Regions from separate parts of the Homo sapiens genome. Here region 2 is linked to region 1. A link is a contact called in ENCODE Hi-C or POLR2A ChIA-PET data. All regions are on one chromosome and are shown on one strand. The core of a region is the stretch at or near the end of the contact, and the rest is flanking DNA. Distances in the headings are between cores, read along the strand shown. Region 1 overlaps SAMHD1 (SAM and HD domain containing deoxynucleoside triphosphate triphosphohydrolase 1). Region 2 overlaps MTCL2 (microtubule crosslinking factor 2).

The links. A loop is a pair of places that touch in the nucleus more often than their neighbours do. ChIA-PET counts read pairs that join two places held with the same protein, here RNA polymerase II (POLR2A). Pooled maps may share reads with other maps.
Region 2: POLR2A ChIA-PET joins it to region 1 with 12 read pairs in activated CD4-positive, alpha-beta T cell. The contact joins two enhancer-like sites. A Hi-C loop is called at or near these places in 6 of 50 pooled maps. POLR2A ChIA-PET finds 5 or more read pairs at or near these places in 5 of 52 experiments (Caco-2, Panc1, activated CD4-positive, alpha-beta T cell and 2 more).

The regions. Positions count from the first base shown.
Region 1 is chr20:36,927,254-36,934,253 of GRCh38, forward strand. It overlaps SAMHD1 (SAM and HD domain containing deoxynucleoside triphosphate triphosphohydrolase 1), which reads right to left. Exons shown (of 16, transcript NM_015474.4): 5 at 3,507-3,622. Among named protein-coding and RNA genes, the nearest start is that of SAMHD1, 21 kb to the right of the region's middle. Within about 2 kb of position 3,563, at least 5 of the 41 ENCODE cell types and tissues checked have a DNase peak (open chromatin) inside an H3K27ac peak, as active enhancers do.
Region 2 is chr20:36,832,795-36,839,794 of GRCh38, forward strand. MTCL2 (microtubule crosslinking factor 2) reads right to left here. Exons shown (of 15, transcript NM_080627.4): 2 at 6,423-6,647. Among named protein-coding and RNA genes, the nearest start is that of MTCL2, 27 kb to the right of the region's middle. RefSeq lists an enhancer at 2,619-2,678 and a silencer at 2,909-3,198. Within about 2 kb of position 4,322, at least 24 of the 41 ENCODE cell types and tissues checked have a DNase peak (open chromatin) inside an H3K27ac peak, as active enhancers do.

The DNA.
Region 1 (7,000 bases), core at 2,313-4,812:
TTAAAAACAAAAGCAGCCTTAGAACAAGAAAAACATCTGTAAACCAACAAAAACTTTTTCCTTTTTTTTTTTTTTTTTTTTGAGACGGAGTTTCGCTCTTGTTGCCCAGGCTGGAGTGTAGTGGTACAATCTTGGCTCAACACAATCTCCGCCCCCTGGGTTCAAGCGATTCTCCTGCCTCAGGCTACCGAGTAGCTGGGATTACAGGCGTGTGCAACCACATCCAGCTAATTTTGTATTTTTAGTAGAGATGGAGTTTCTCTACGTTGGTCAGGCTGGTCTCGAACTCCCGACCTCAGGTGATCCGCCCGTCTCAGCCTCCCAAAGTGCTGGGATTACAGGCGTGAGCCACCACACTCAGCCAAACTGAATTCTTTAATCTTTTTAGTTTAACTTGAATAGCAAAAGAAATTAATAATCTAAAAATACAATCACAAAAAGGGACAAACCCTTTCTTCCTATTTCTAAAACAGGAGAACAGGAAGCAGAAACATGGAAAAGTAAGCTCTCCATCGAGCAGTCTCCAGTCACCAGGTTTTACATAAATCTGATAAAAGGGCAGTTTTTGTTGTTTTTTGAAGAGACAGAGTCTTGCTATGTTGTTCAGGCTGGAGTGCAGTGGCTATTCACAAGCATGATCATTATGCACTGCAGCCTTGGACTCCTGACCTCAAGTCATCCTCCTGCCTCAGCCACCTGAATAGCTGGGACTACAAGCATGCACCACCACACAGGGCTTGATAAATGGACAATTCTGTGTAACTAAAAAGAATGTTAATGCCAAAAACTTTTTGAAATCTTCAGATTGAAAATATCTGGATTAAAATAGCAGTTTCAAGAAAATCCACTAGGGCCAGGTGTGGTGGCTCATGCCTGTAATCCCAGCACTTTGGGAGGCTGAGGTGGGTGGATCACTTTGAGTCAGGAGTTCGAGACCAGCCCGGCCAACATGGTAAAAACCCTGTCTCTACTAAAAATACAAAAAATTAGCCGGGCTTGGTGGCGGGCACCTGTAGTCCCAGCTACTCGGGAGGCTGAGACAGGAGAATGGCGTGAACCTGGGAAGCGGAGCTTGCAGTGAGCCAAGATCACACCACTACACCCCAGCCTGGGTGACAGAGCAAGACTCCATCTCAAAAGAAAAAAAAAGGGGCTGGGCGCGGTGGCTCATGCCTGTAATCCCAGCACTTTGGGAGGCCGAGGCGGGTAGATCACGAGGTCAGGAGTTCAAGACAAGCCTGGCTAAGATGGTGAAACCCTGTTTCTACTAAAAATACAAAAATTAGGCGGGTGTGGTGGCAGGCGCCTGTAATACTACCTACTCAGGAGGCTGAGGCAGGAGAATCGCTTGAACCCGGGAGGCGGAGGTTGCAGTGAGCCGAGATTGCGCCACTGCACTCCAGCCTGGGCAACAGAGCGAGATTCTGTCTCGGGAAAAAAAAAAAAGAAAATCCACTGGGGTGCAGGAAGAAAAAATTAGAATTTCTCTTATAACTCTCAAGCTTAAAAAAATCTATCTTTGGCCGGGTGTGGTGGCTCATGCCTGTAATCTCAGCACTTTGGGAGGCTGAGGCGGGTGGATCACCTGAGGTCAGGAGTTTGAGACCAGCCTGACCAATATGGTGAAACCTCATCTCTACTAAAACTATAATAATTAGCTGGGCATGGTGGCATGTGCCTGTAGTCCCAGCTACTTGGGAGGCTGAGGCAGGAGAATGGCTTGAACCTGGGAGGTGGAGGTTGTGGTGAGCCAAGATCGTACCATTGCACTCCAGCCTGGGCAACAGAGCGAGACTCCATCTGAAAAAAAAAAAAAAAGAAGTGAGCCACTTAACTGGAGAGGGAAGTCTACCTAGACTAGCCTTGGCCCTGCTTTGCAAGTCACAGGCTACACATAAAGGCTCGCTAATGCAGTGCTCAGGCTCCTGGGGACTGGCAAAGGTTTCCCAATGATTCTCCCTCAAAATACCAAGAATCCATCAAATTTATCATCTAGGGGCTGGTATTGGTTCTTTGTAAGTCTCCGGGGGACATAAAAAGAGTGCCTACTTGCTTTAAGTATCTGGCTATCCAAACAGTGGCATGCACCTCCCTTCCCCTGCCCTGAGGGTACACACAAACTCTCAGAGTCCCTGAATAAGTAGGAATAAACTATAAGGATAGAGGTAAAAACCCCCATGATTTAAAAGGAACAGTCCCGGCCCAACGTGGTGACTTATGCCTGTATTCCCAACACTTTGGGAGGCCAAGGGAGGTGAATCACTTGAGGTCAGGAGTTCGAGACCAGTTTCAACAACATGATGAAACTGCATCTCTACTAAAAATAGAAAAAAATTAGCCAGGCGCTACTCGGGAGGCTGAGGCAGAAGAATCACTTGAACCCAGGAGGCGGAGGTTGCAGTGAGCCAAGATAGTGCCAACTGCACTCCAATCTGTGTGACAGAGCAAGACTCCATCTCAAAAATAAAAAAATAAATGGGACAGTCCCCTTTCTCTTTGTCACAGGAAAAGGATTATATTCTTTTGCTTGGATTAAAGTGGCCTAAGACCTCACATGGATCAGAAAAGACAAGGAGTTCTCTAAATGTGTTAATCCACTTGGGCAGATTAGAGATTATAAATATGAAAAAAAATGGATTTCACCAAATAACCGAAGGAAAAATGGTGATTTTATTTGATAAGAAGGACAAGGCCAGGCGCGGTGGCTTACACCTGTAATCCCAGCTCTCAGGGAGGAGAGGCGGGAGGATAGCTTGAGCCTAGGAGTTCGAGACCTGCCTGGGCAATATAGCGAGATCCTGTTCTCCACAAAAAGGAAGAAAAAAAAAGACCAAAAAAAAAAAAAAAAATAAGCATAAGAAGGATAAAAGAAAAATAAAATTCACATATCATCCTAAAAGCAGTAGTAAGAAAAACTCACTAGCAAAAAGCCCTTTCATATAACCTGTAGTAAACATGATGGCCGGGCACGGTGGCTCATGCCTGTAATCCCAGCACTTTGGGAGGCTGAGGCTGGTGGATCACCTGAGGTCAGGAGTTCGAGACCAGCCTGGCCAACATGGTGAAACCCCGTCTCTGCTAAAAATACAAAAATTAGCTGGATATGGTGGTGCATGCCTGTAATCCCAGCTACTCGGGAGGCTGAGGCACGAGAATTGCTTGAAACCAGGAAGCGGAGGTTGCAGTGAACCGATAATGAGCCACTCACTCCAGCGTGGGCAACAGAGCAAAACTCTGTCTCAAAAAAAAAACAACAACAAAAAAACCACTTTAGCAAAGATGTTTAACATGAGAAATTCACTGAAAGTTGCCAAGAAAATAAAATAGCAATGTTTTCTACTTATGAATCATTCTAGGAAGAAGCAACAGTACATTTATACTAACATCAACTGAAGAATTAAAATACAATTTCCATATTCTCTTGGTTGATCTGATTTTTTAACGTCAAAGAGAGGTAACATATGTTATGATTTTACATAACAACTTTGTCTCTTTGTACAGCTTACCGAGATCATGACAAAGTCCAGCAATCTGAACACAGAGAACATCTCGTTCACTTATCTGCAGCTCTGGTTGTTTTTCACCCAGTGCGTGAACTAGACATCCTGCTAGATACCCCACCCTGCAGAGCAAAAACACAAAAAGTCACTTTTCTGTTTGCAAGAGGAGTGATAGTTCTGGTCCTCAAGAACTTCAGTATGTTTCCTTAAACATTCTAACATACCTTTAGGGCAACTTTACTGAACAGTATATTTCAGAACTAGGCAGGAACACACACAAACGGAATCCCAAAAGCAGGACCTCTGGCTCAATATCACCAATCATTAGAGGAATGCACATCAAAACCACAGTGAGATACCACTTCACACCCCTTAGGATAGCTACTATTAAAAAAAGAAAACCAGAAAATAACAAGTGTTGGACATGATGTGAAGAAGTTGGAAGCCTGTGCACTGTTAGTGGGGATGTATTATGGTGTAGCTGCCATGGAAAACAGTATGGGTGCTCCACAAAAATTAAAAACGGAATTACCACAGTGATTTAGCAATTTCACTTCTGGGTATACACCCACAATAACGAAAGTAGGTCTTGAAAAGATTGGCTGGGCTCAGGGGCTCACGCCTGTAATCCCAGCACTTTGGGAGGCTGAGGCGGGCAGATCACTTGAGGTCAGGGGTTCGAGACCAGCCTGGCCAACATGTTGAAGCCCCATCTCTACTAAAAAATACAAAAATTAGCTCAGCATGGTGGCAGGTACCTGTAATCCCAGCTATTTGGGAGGCTGAGGCAGGAGAATTGCTTGAACCCAAGAGGTACAGGTTGCAGTGAGCCGAGATCTTGCCATTGCACTCCAGCCTGGGCAACAGAGCAAGATTCCGTCCCCACCACCCTCCCCCCAAAAAAAGAAAGAGAATATATTTGTACAGACATGTTCATAGCAGCACTACTCAAAATAGCCAAGAGGTAAAAGCAACAGGTATCCATCAACAAATGAATGTATAAACAAAATGTGGTAGATACATATGATAAAATATTATTCAACCTTAAAAAGGAAATAAAAAATAATTTAAAAATAAAAAATAAAAAATAAAAAAGGAAAGAAATACTGACACATGCTACAACATAGATGAACTTTGAGGAAATTATGCTAAGTGAAATAAGCCAGTGACAAAAAGACAAATATTATATGATTTCACTAAGATGAGGTACCTAGAGTAGCCAAATTCATAAACAAAAAAAAGAGGGCCGGGTGCGGTGGCTTATGCCTGTAATCCCAGCACTTTGGGAGGCTGAGGTGGGCAGATCACCTGAGGTCGGGAGTTCAAGAACAGCCTGGCCAATGTGGTGAAACTCCATCTCTACTAAAAATACAAAATTAGCTGGGCGTGGTGGCAGGTGCCAGCTACTTGGAAGGCTGTAATCCCAGCTACTTGGAAGGCTGAGGCAGCTACTTGGAAGGCTGCTTGGAAGGCTGTAATCCCAGCTACTTGGAAGGCTGAGGCAGGAGAATCACTTGAACCGAGGAGGCGGAGGTTGTGGTGAGCCGAGATTGCGCCATTGCACTCCAGCCTGGGCAACAAGAGCGAAACTCCGTCTCCAAAAAAAAAAAAAAAAAAAAAGTAGAATGGTAGTTACTAGGGGGTTGCGGGGGGTTGCGGGGGGAGACATGAAGAGTTGTTTAATACGTATACAGTTTCGTGTTTTTTTTTTTTTTTTTTTGAGATGGAGTCTCGCTGTGTTGCCCAGGCTGGAGTGCACTGGCCTGATCTCAGCTCACTGCAACCTCAGGAGTAGCTGGGATTACAGGTACACTCCACCATGCCCGGCTGGTTTTGTATTTTTAGTAGAGACGGGGTTTCGCCATGTTGCCCAGGCTGATCTTGAACTCCTGACCTCAGGTGATCCACTGGCCTCAGCCTCCCAAAGTGCTGGGATTCCAGGTGTGAGCCACTGCACCCGGCAAGTTTGGTTTTGTAAGATGATAAGAGTTTTGGCAAGTTTGGTTTTGTAAGATGATAAGAGTTTTGGCAAGTTTGGTTTTGTAAGATGATAAGAGTTTTGGCAATCGATTGGTTGCACAATGTGAATGCATTTAACCCTACTAAACTGTACACTTAAAAAACACTTAAGACTATGTATTTTCTATTCTGTGTATTTTACCACAGTTTTTTTTTAAAGTAGGAATATCTGGCTTTGTAATGTTTACAACATAATTGGAGATGAAGTACTTAAATGCACTTCCAGCACTTCCATCTGAGCCATTCCTAAATTCTTTTCCCCTGAACTCTGAGCTACATGAGGACAGAGGCGATTGTTATCTTTTTGTGGTTTGGTAGGGCTTAGTAAGGTTCGATAAATATTTGTTGATGAATGAACATTTGAGTATAGACACATGTTGTGCCTAACTAAAAATGCTTCTACACAAACAGAAAACCAAAGTAATATACTGTGAGTACTTCATGAAAATCTCAAAGACTGTCTATTCTTCCCTGTCCACTTCCTCCTGGCTCTACACTGCATAATGGAAATGCAGACCAACGTCTCAGCTTAGTTGTATGTAACAGAGGCATCGCCTTCTCTAAGATTATGAATGCTTTTTTAACTTACGCATTTCCTGACAGGTAAGAAAATGATCTGGTTTGAAAGAGCAACTCTGTACCAGAGTAAATAGAGAATACAGAAAAATTAAATAATCAAATATACATAATTAGTTGTATCAGCAACCGACCCATTAGCTTTTATTTATTTATTTATTTATTTTGAGACTGATTCTCACTCTGTCACCCAGGCTGGAGTGCAATGGTGCTATCTCAGTTCACTGCAACCTTGGCCTCCCGGGTTCAAGCTATTCTCCTGCCTCAGCCTCCCAAGTAGCTGCAGCGTGCGCCACCACGCCTTGCTAATTTTTGTATTTTTACTAGAGACGGGGTTTCACCATGTTGCTCAGGCTGGTCTCGAACTCATGATCTCAAGTGATCCGCCTGCCCCGGCCTCCCAAAGTGCTGAGATTGGCCGGGCACGGTGGCTCATGCCTGTAATCTCAGCATTTTGAGAGGCCGAGGCGGGCGGATCACGAGGTCAAGAAATCAAGACCACCCTGGCCAACGTGGTGAAACCCTGTCTCTACTAAAAAATACAAAAATTAGCCAGGCGTGGTGGTGGGCACCTGTAATCCCAGCTACTTGGGAGACTGAGGCAGGAGAATCACTTGAACCCTGGAGGCAGAGGTTGCAGTGAGCTGAGATCGTGCCATTGCACTCCAGCCTGGGCGACGGAGTGAGACTCCATCTCAAAAAAAAAAAAAGTGCTGGGATTACAGGTGTGAGCCACCACACCCAGCCCCTGTTAGCTTTTAATTAATATTTAAAAACAAATCCAACTGACCTGTCTATAGATACTTTCATTATTTTTCCAGGAAAGATCTGAGGTGGTTAAGAATACATAAAATAAATAAATTGCAACAAGGTAAATAAAAAGCCTCAATTTTGGGGCTGGGCAC
Region 2 (7,000 bases), core at 3,072-5,571, 94 kb before region 1:
ATTGCACCACTGCACTCCAGCCTGGGTGACAGAGCAATACTTTGTCTCAGAAAAAGAAAAAAAAAAATCACAACTCCAGGCAGCCAGACTGGGAGGCAGGAGCCCTGTGGCCTGGGCTTGTCCCTGCTCCTCAGTGAGCCTCAGTGGTCCTGGGCCCCCTCGGCCCTCACAAGTGATTTACAGAATCAGCTGGAACATCCCCCGGGTGCTCACCACGTGCTTTTCATCCCGTTGGGAAGCACTTTGATTATTATCCCCATTCTGAGGCTCAGAAAGGAAAGGTCACTTCCCAAGGTCACACAGCTAGGAAGGCTATAGAACTAAGGTTTGAAATCGAGTGGGTCAACTCTAAAGTCTCACTCTCAGGCTGATTTTGCCGTATAGGCCCAATGCGTGAAAACACATTACATTAACATCAACAATACAAGTATTAATAATAAACCCCAACAGTGGGCTTACTGTGTCAGGCATTTGAAGGGCCCCACGTGTCTATCCCATTTGATCCTCCCAGCTACCCTCAAGGTAGGGGGGCTGAGATACTAAGGGAGGCGCGGCAGCTGCGGCTTCCGAAAACCAGGGCAAATCCCTAAACCATAAACAAATGCACTCAGCCATGAGGTCACTGTTTACAGCGCTAGGGCCTGGCTCCTGCCAAGTGCAACTAGCAGCCTCCAGCCCCTGCTCCCCAGGCATCAGGCCCCTCGGCTCCTGGGCCTCTGTCATCCTGATCCTCAGGGAGAGGGATGGGAGCTCTCACGAAAGAGCAGCTCCTGGCCGGGCATGGTGGCTGACGCCTGTAATTCCAATACTTTGGGAGGTCGAGGTAGGAAGACTGCTTGAGGCCAGGAGTTCAAGACCAGCCTGAGCAAAATAGGGAGACCCCCATCTCTATAAAAACTTTTTAAAATTAGCAGGGCATGATGGTGTGTGCCTGCAGTATCAGCTACTCAGGAAGCTGAGACAGGAGGATCCCTTGAGAGCCCAGGAGGTCAAGGCTGCAGTGAGCTGTGATCAGCCACCGTACTGCAGCCTGGGTGACAAAGAGAGACTATGTTTCAAGAAAGAAAGAAAGAAACAAAGAAACAAGGCCGGGCATGGTGGCTCATGCCTGTAATTCTGGCCCTTTGGGAGGCCGAGGCCGGCAGATCACTTGAGGTCAGGAGTTCGAGACCAGACCGGTCAACACGGTGAAACCCCGTCTCTACTAAAAAAATACAAAAATTAGCTGGGTATGGTGGCATGCCTGTAATCCCAGCTACTCGGAAGGCTGAGGCAGGAGAATTGCTTGAACCCGGGAGGTGGAAGTTGCAGTGAGCAGCGATCACGCTACTGTACTCCAGCCTGGGTGACAGAGCAAGACTTCATCTCAAAAAAAAAAAAAAAAAGAAAAAAGGAAGAGCATCCCCTGGCCAGGCAGCATTCTGGACTCCGTGTGGCTGAATCCTCCTACAAACCCCAGGAGGGTAGGAATGTCACCCCCACTCTACAGATGAGGAAAGTGAGGCTCAAAGAAGGGAGGTAACCTGCACAGGTCACCTAGGAATGAAACCCAAAGCCAGAACATTTTCTCCAGCAACATCTGTATCTGAGGAAGGGGGCGTGCTCCTGGTGTGTCCTTGGCTTCCCACAGGAGTCACTTTAGACCAGAGTTTAGATCCCAGATTCCCTGGACCTGACCTCCTTGTATCCGGTCTCAGCTCCTCACGGGTCCTGGGAATGTATGTTGTGAACAAGCCCTCCTGGTGATTTTTATCCACCCTGGGAGGCTGAGATCCTGGCCTACCCTCGCCCCCAGACTACTAGTCTACTACTACTACCAACCAGTCCTACTAGCCTACTACTACTAGTAGTCCTACTGATGTATTGCTCAGAAGAACTTATACTTGCTGTGTGAGTTCTTCTCAGCAATAAGAAAACCACAACCAGACCAGGCATGGTGGCTCACACCTGTAATCCCAGCACTTTGGGAGGCCGACGTGGGTAGATCACCTGAGGTCAGGAGTTAGAGACCAGCCTGGCCAACACAGAGAAACCCCATCTCTACTAAAAATACGAAAATTAGCTGGACATGGTGGCGCATGCCTGTAATCCCAGCTACTTGGGAGGCTGAGGTAGGAGAATTGCTGGAACCCAGGAGGCAGAGGTTGCTGAGATCACACCACTGCACTCCAGCCTGGGTGACAGAGTGAGACCCTGCCTTAAAAAAAAAAAGAAAAAGAAAACCACAACCAATACATGTTTATTTCCAGACCTAGTATTTAATACTCTCTTCACTTGAATTATTTCATTTTATCCTCACAAAAACCTCTAGAGGGAGGGACTCATTTTATCTCCATTTTCCATGAGGAAACAAGCTCAGAGATGTGAAGGAACTTACCCAAGGCCACACAGCAAACGTGGCACAGCAGCTCTCCGCCCCGTGACCTTGCCCTCCTCATGCTGGGCAAAGGCCCCACCGAGGTTCTGTAGGTCCTGTCAACGGTGAGGACCAGCAGAGAGGGAGAGCTGGGGGTTGGGGGGGGGCACTGAGGCCTGTGGTTTTATTCATGACCCCCCACCCCACCCCACCAATACCCCTCTGCTCCATAAAACCACAGGAGCTCAAAAGCCCTGAGGATTCAGCTGGTCAAAAGCCACATTTAACAGAAGGGGAAAATGAGGCACCAAGCGGTAGGGGCAAGTCAGGGCATGGACCACGGAGCTGGCAGAGCAAGTTGGGGAAGTCCCAGAGGTACCCTCCTAGGCAGCGCCCGCCCCCTCCCCACTCGGGTCCATCAAGCCCTCCAAGACGATGCCAGGGAAAGCAGCATTCTGATAACTTCCCAAAACCCCCCAGAACGACCCCAGCACATGGGGCTCAGGGTGGTGGCCAGAGGTGTCCATCCAGCTCAGGCCCCAGGCCCGCAGATGAGCTCAGCGCTCCAGCTGCAGCGTGGGGAGAGGAGGGAGGGAAGGGCAAGAGGGATGCTGATTGGCTAATTCAAACCCCAACAGAAACGGCCCCTCCTCTCCGCCCAGACTCCGGAGAGCCACACACCCGCTCCCCACACCCGCCTCCCCGCCGCCGCCGCCGCTGCTCTAGCTCCACCCACGGAGGCGCCGCAGCCGGCAGCTAGCTCCAGGTCCCAGCCTCTCCTCCGCCTCTTCCTCATCTTTCTGAAGTCTGACATTTTTTTGTGTCCCTCCCAGAAATCCTCCACTATATGCCCAAACGCAGATTCCTCTGAGCTTCTCCAGCTATTCCCTCCCCCTCCCCATCTCCTCCCTACTGCCTTCCCCCACCACCCCCCACCCCTCCCAACCCAGTGATTGGAATCTGAATATGCCCGGGAGCTGCCCTGTCAAGTAGAGGTACGCTTTGAACTTGGAAACTAACTCATTCTTTTTTTTCTTTTAGAGAGAGACCTTGTCGCTCTGTCGCCCAGGCTGGAGTGCAGTGCTGCAATCATAGCTCACTGAAACCTTTAACTCCTGGACTCAAGCAATCCTCTGGCCTTGGCCTCCCATATAGCTGGGACTATAGGCACTTGCCACCACGCCCAGCTAATTTTTTTTTTTTTTTTTTTTTTTTTTGAGACAGAGTTTCACTCTGTCACCCAGGCTGGACTGCAATGGTGTGAGCTCACTGCAACCTCGGCCTCCCAGGTTCAAGCGATTCATCTGCCTCAGCCTCCTGAGTAGCTGGGAGTACAGGCGTGTACCACCACACCCGGCTCATTTTGTATTTTTAGTAGAGCCGGGGTTTCACCATGTTGGCCAGGCTGGTCTCGAACTCCTGACCTCAGGTGATCCATCCGCCTCGGCCTGCCAAAGTGCTAGGATTACAGGTGTGAGCCACCACCCCCAGCCTCTGCTAATTTTTTTTATTTTTTTGTAGAGATAGGGTCTTGCTATGTTGCCCAGCCTGATTTCCAACTATTGGCCTCTAGCGATCCTCCCACTTCAGCCTCCCAAAGCGCTGGGATTCTGGGATTACAGGCATGAGCCTCCACCTCTGGCGGAGACACAACCATTGGTTGCCTCATGTGTAGGACAGCACTACAATCCCATTGTGCACCAACAAGACCACAGGGGGCGCCAGCAGCTTCCTGGAACAGGCACTCCTGTTTACCTCCCCTGGTTCTGCTGGCCTTTGAAACCATGGCTCTCCCTGGTCCCTTAACAAAGGTTTTTCTTTTATATTCCACTGGAAAGGCTATAGGGCTTGAGTTTGCCAGTGTCTTCCAACAGAAGGGACTTCTCCCCAGGTAAGTGTGTGGCTGACTCGCATCCTGCCGCTCCCCTGGGTCCTCACAGGAGCCATCTTCTGCCACCTTCCTCTTTCCCCCTTCCTGGCTCAGGCCCACTTCTCCCTTGGGCCTTCACTCAGAAGTCACCCCTGCAGGAAGCCTCCCTAGGGCCCCATCCCAGCTCCTCGTGTCACCAGATCACACTGGGCTGAGTTCTGAGGGCAGAGGGCCGGGCCTGGGGGCCCTGGAGTTCTCACCACCAGACCAGAGCTTCCGAAGACAGGCAGGGGGACATCCCACCTGCCAACCTCCCACCCACCCTTCCCCTGCTTCCTGAAGCAGAGAGCAGTGAGGCCAAGCTGGAGGCTTGGGAGGCTCATGAGCCTGGGCTCTGCCACCAACACACTGAGCGCCCCTTGACCTTCGGCAGGTATTGCTTTTCTCTGAACCTCAGATTCTTCATCAAGAAAATGGAAATAATGATAGCTAACATTTTTGAGTCCTTATGCTGGCATTTTACCCACATTATTATTATTATTATTATTATTATTATTATTATTATTATTATTTTTGAGACGGAGTCTCACTCTGTCACCCTGGCTGGAGTGCAGTGGCGCGATCTCAGCTCACTGCAACCTCCGCCTCCCGGGTTCAAGCGATTCTCCTGTCTCAGCCCCTGAGTAGCTGGGATTACAGGCGGGAACCACCACACTCGGCTAATTTGTGTATTTTTAGTAGAGATGGGGTTTCACCATGTTGGCCAGGCTGGTCTCGAACTCCTGACCTCAGGTGATCTGCCCGCCTCGGCCTCCCAAAGTGCTGGGATTACAGGCATGAGCCACTGTGCCCAGCCCGCATTATTTCATTTAATCCTCATATAACCCTGTGAGATAGAGATTGCTGCAAACCCATTTTACAGATGAGGACACTGAAATTGATGACTTTGCTCAAAATAATAAAGTTCAGGTATATTGGAGCCAAGATTTAAACCAGCCTTGACCAACTCTAGGCCTTCACTACTTCTCTTTGTTTTTTTTTTTTTGAGACGGAGTCTCGCTCTGTCGCCCAGGCTGGAGTGCAGTGGTGACACGATCTTGGCTCACTGCAAGCTCCGCCTCGTGGGTTCACGCCATTCTCCTGCCTCAGCCTCCCGAGTAGCTGGGACTACACATGCCTGCCACCACACCTGGCTAATTTTTTGTGTTTTCAGTAGAGACAGGGTTTCACTGTATTAGCCAGGATGGTCTCGAGGCCTTCACTACTTTTCATTAGCATAATTAAGGAACCTCTGCCTGACACCGTGGCTCATCCTTGTAATCCCAGCACTTTGGGAGGCCAAGGCAGGAGGATCACTTGAGCCCAGAAGTTTGAGACCAGCCTGGGCAACATAATGAGACCCCATCTCTACAACATATAGAAAAATTAGCCAGGTGTGGTGGTGTGTGCCTGTAGTCCCAGCTACTCAGGAAGCTGAGGTGGGGGTAGCCCAGGAGGTGGAGGCTACAGTGAGCTATGATCACATCACTGCCTGATACCTAGGCAACAGAGCAAGACCTTGTCTCTAAAAAAACAAGAAGAAAAAGAAACCCCCATGGAACTGTGCGGGGACAATTAGAGGCTAGCACCAGGTGGTGGTTGATACTCAATAAACAGTAGCTTCTCAGCCAGGCGCAGTGGCTCATGCCTGTAACCCCAGCACTTTGGGAGGCCAAGGTGGGCAGATCACCTGAGGTCAGGAGTTCGAAACCAGGCTGGCCAACATGGTGAAACCCTGTCTCTACTAAAAATACAAAAATTAGCCGGGTGTGGTGGCAGGTGCCTGTAATCCCAGCTACTTGGGAGGCTGAGGCAAGAGAAATCGCTTGATCCCGGGAGGCAGAAGTTGCAGTGAGCTGAGATCGCGCCATTGCATTCCAGCCTGGGCAACAAGAGAGAAACTCTGTCTCAAAGGAAAAAAAAAAAACAGTAGCTGCTGCTAGTAGGAAGGATTCATATTATGATATCATTTTGGGATACCCTTGATAGAAGCCCTGTGGGTTCACCAGGAATTCCTACTTAGATGAGGAAACTGAGGCCCAGAGAGGTGGTAGAACTTGGCCATGGACACACGGAAATGAGATGCAAGGCCAACCTGGGCCCCACTTAGACTTGTGGTCCCATCCCAGCAACAAGGGCACCCGAGCCCAGGCTGACCTTGACATCCTGCTCCAGACCACGGATAAGCTCGCCGTCCACCTGGCCGGTCTGGGCGGCACGGAGACTGCGGCGCTCGGCTTTGCGCAGCCGGTACTGCAGGATGCGGCAGGTCTTGCTGGCCTGGTCCAGCTGCTGTCGCAGCTCCTGCAGCTGATACACGTCCTCCTCCATATAGACGTCCCGCATCTCCAGCATCTCGGCCCGCAGCTCCTCAATCTCGTCCTGCGGAGGGAAGGAAGAGTCAGGTCACTGGGCCCACAGTAGCAGCTAGGAGGCCGGAGTACTGGCCACACCTAGGACTGAATGAAGCACCGTGGGGGACCTGGATGTGGCAGGCTGAATGACAGACCTCCAAAGACGTCCATGTTCACATTCCCAGGATCTGTGAATGTTGCCTTACATGGCAAAAGAGACTTTGCAAATATGAGTAAATTAAGGATCCCAAGACAGGGAAACAGAAGCAGAGGCTGGAGTGAGATGCTTTGATGTTGGAGGAAGGGGCTGTGATGACGGAGGAAGGGGGTGCCTCTCAAGGCAAGGAAAAGGTTTCTCCCCTGGAGCCTTCCCGAGGAATG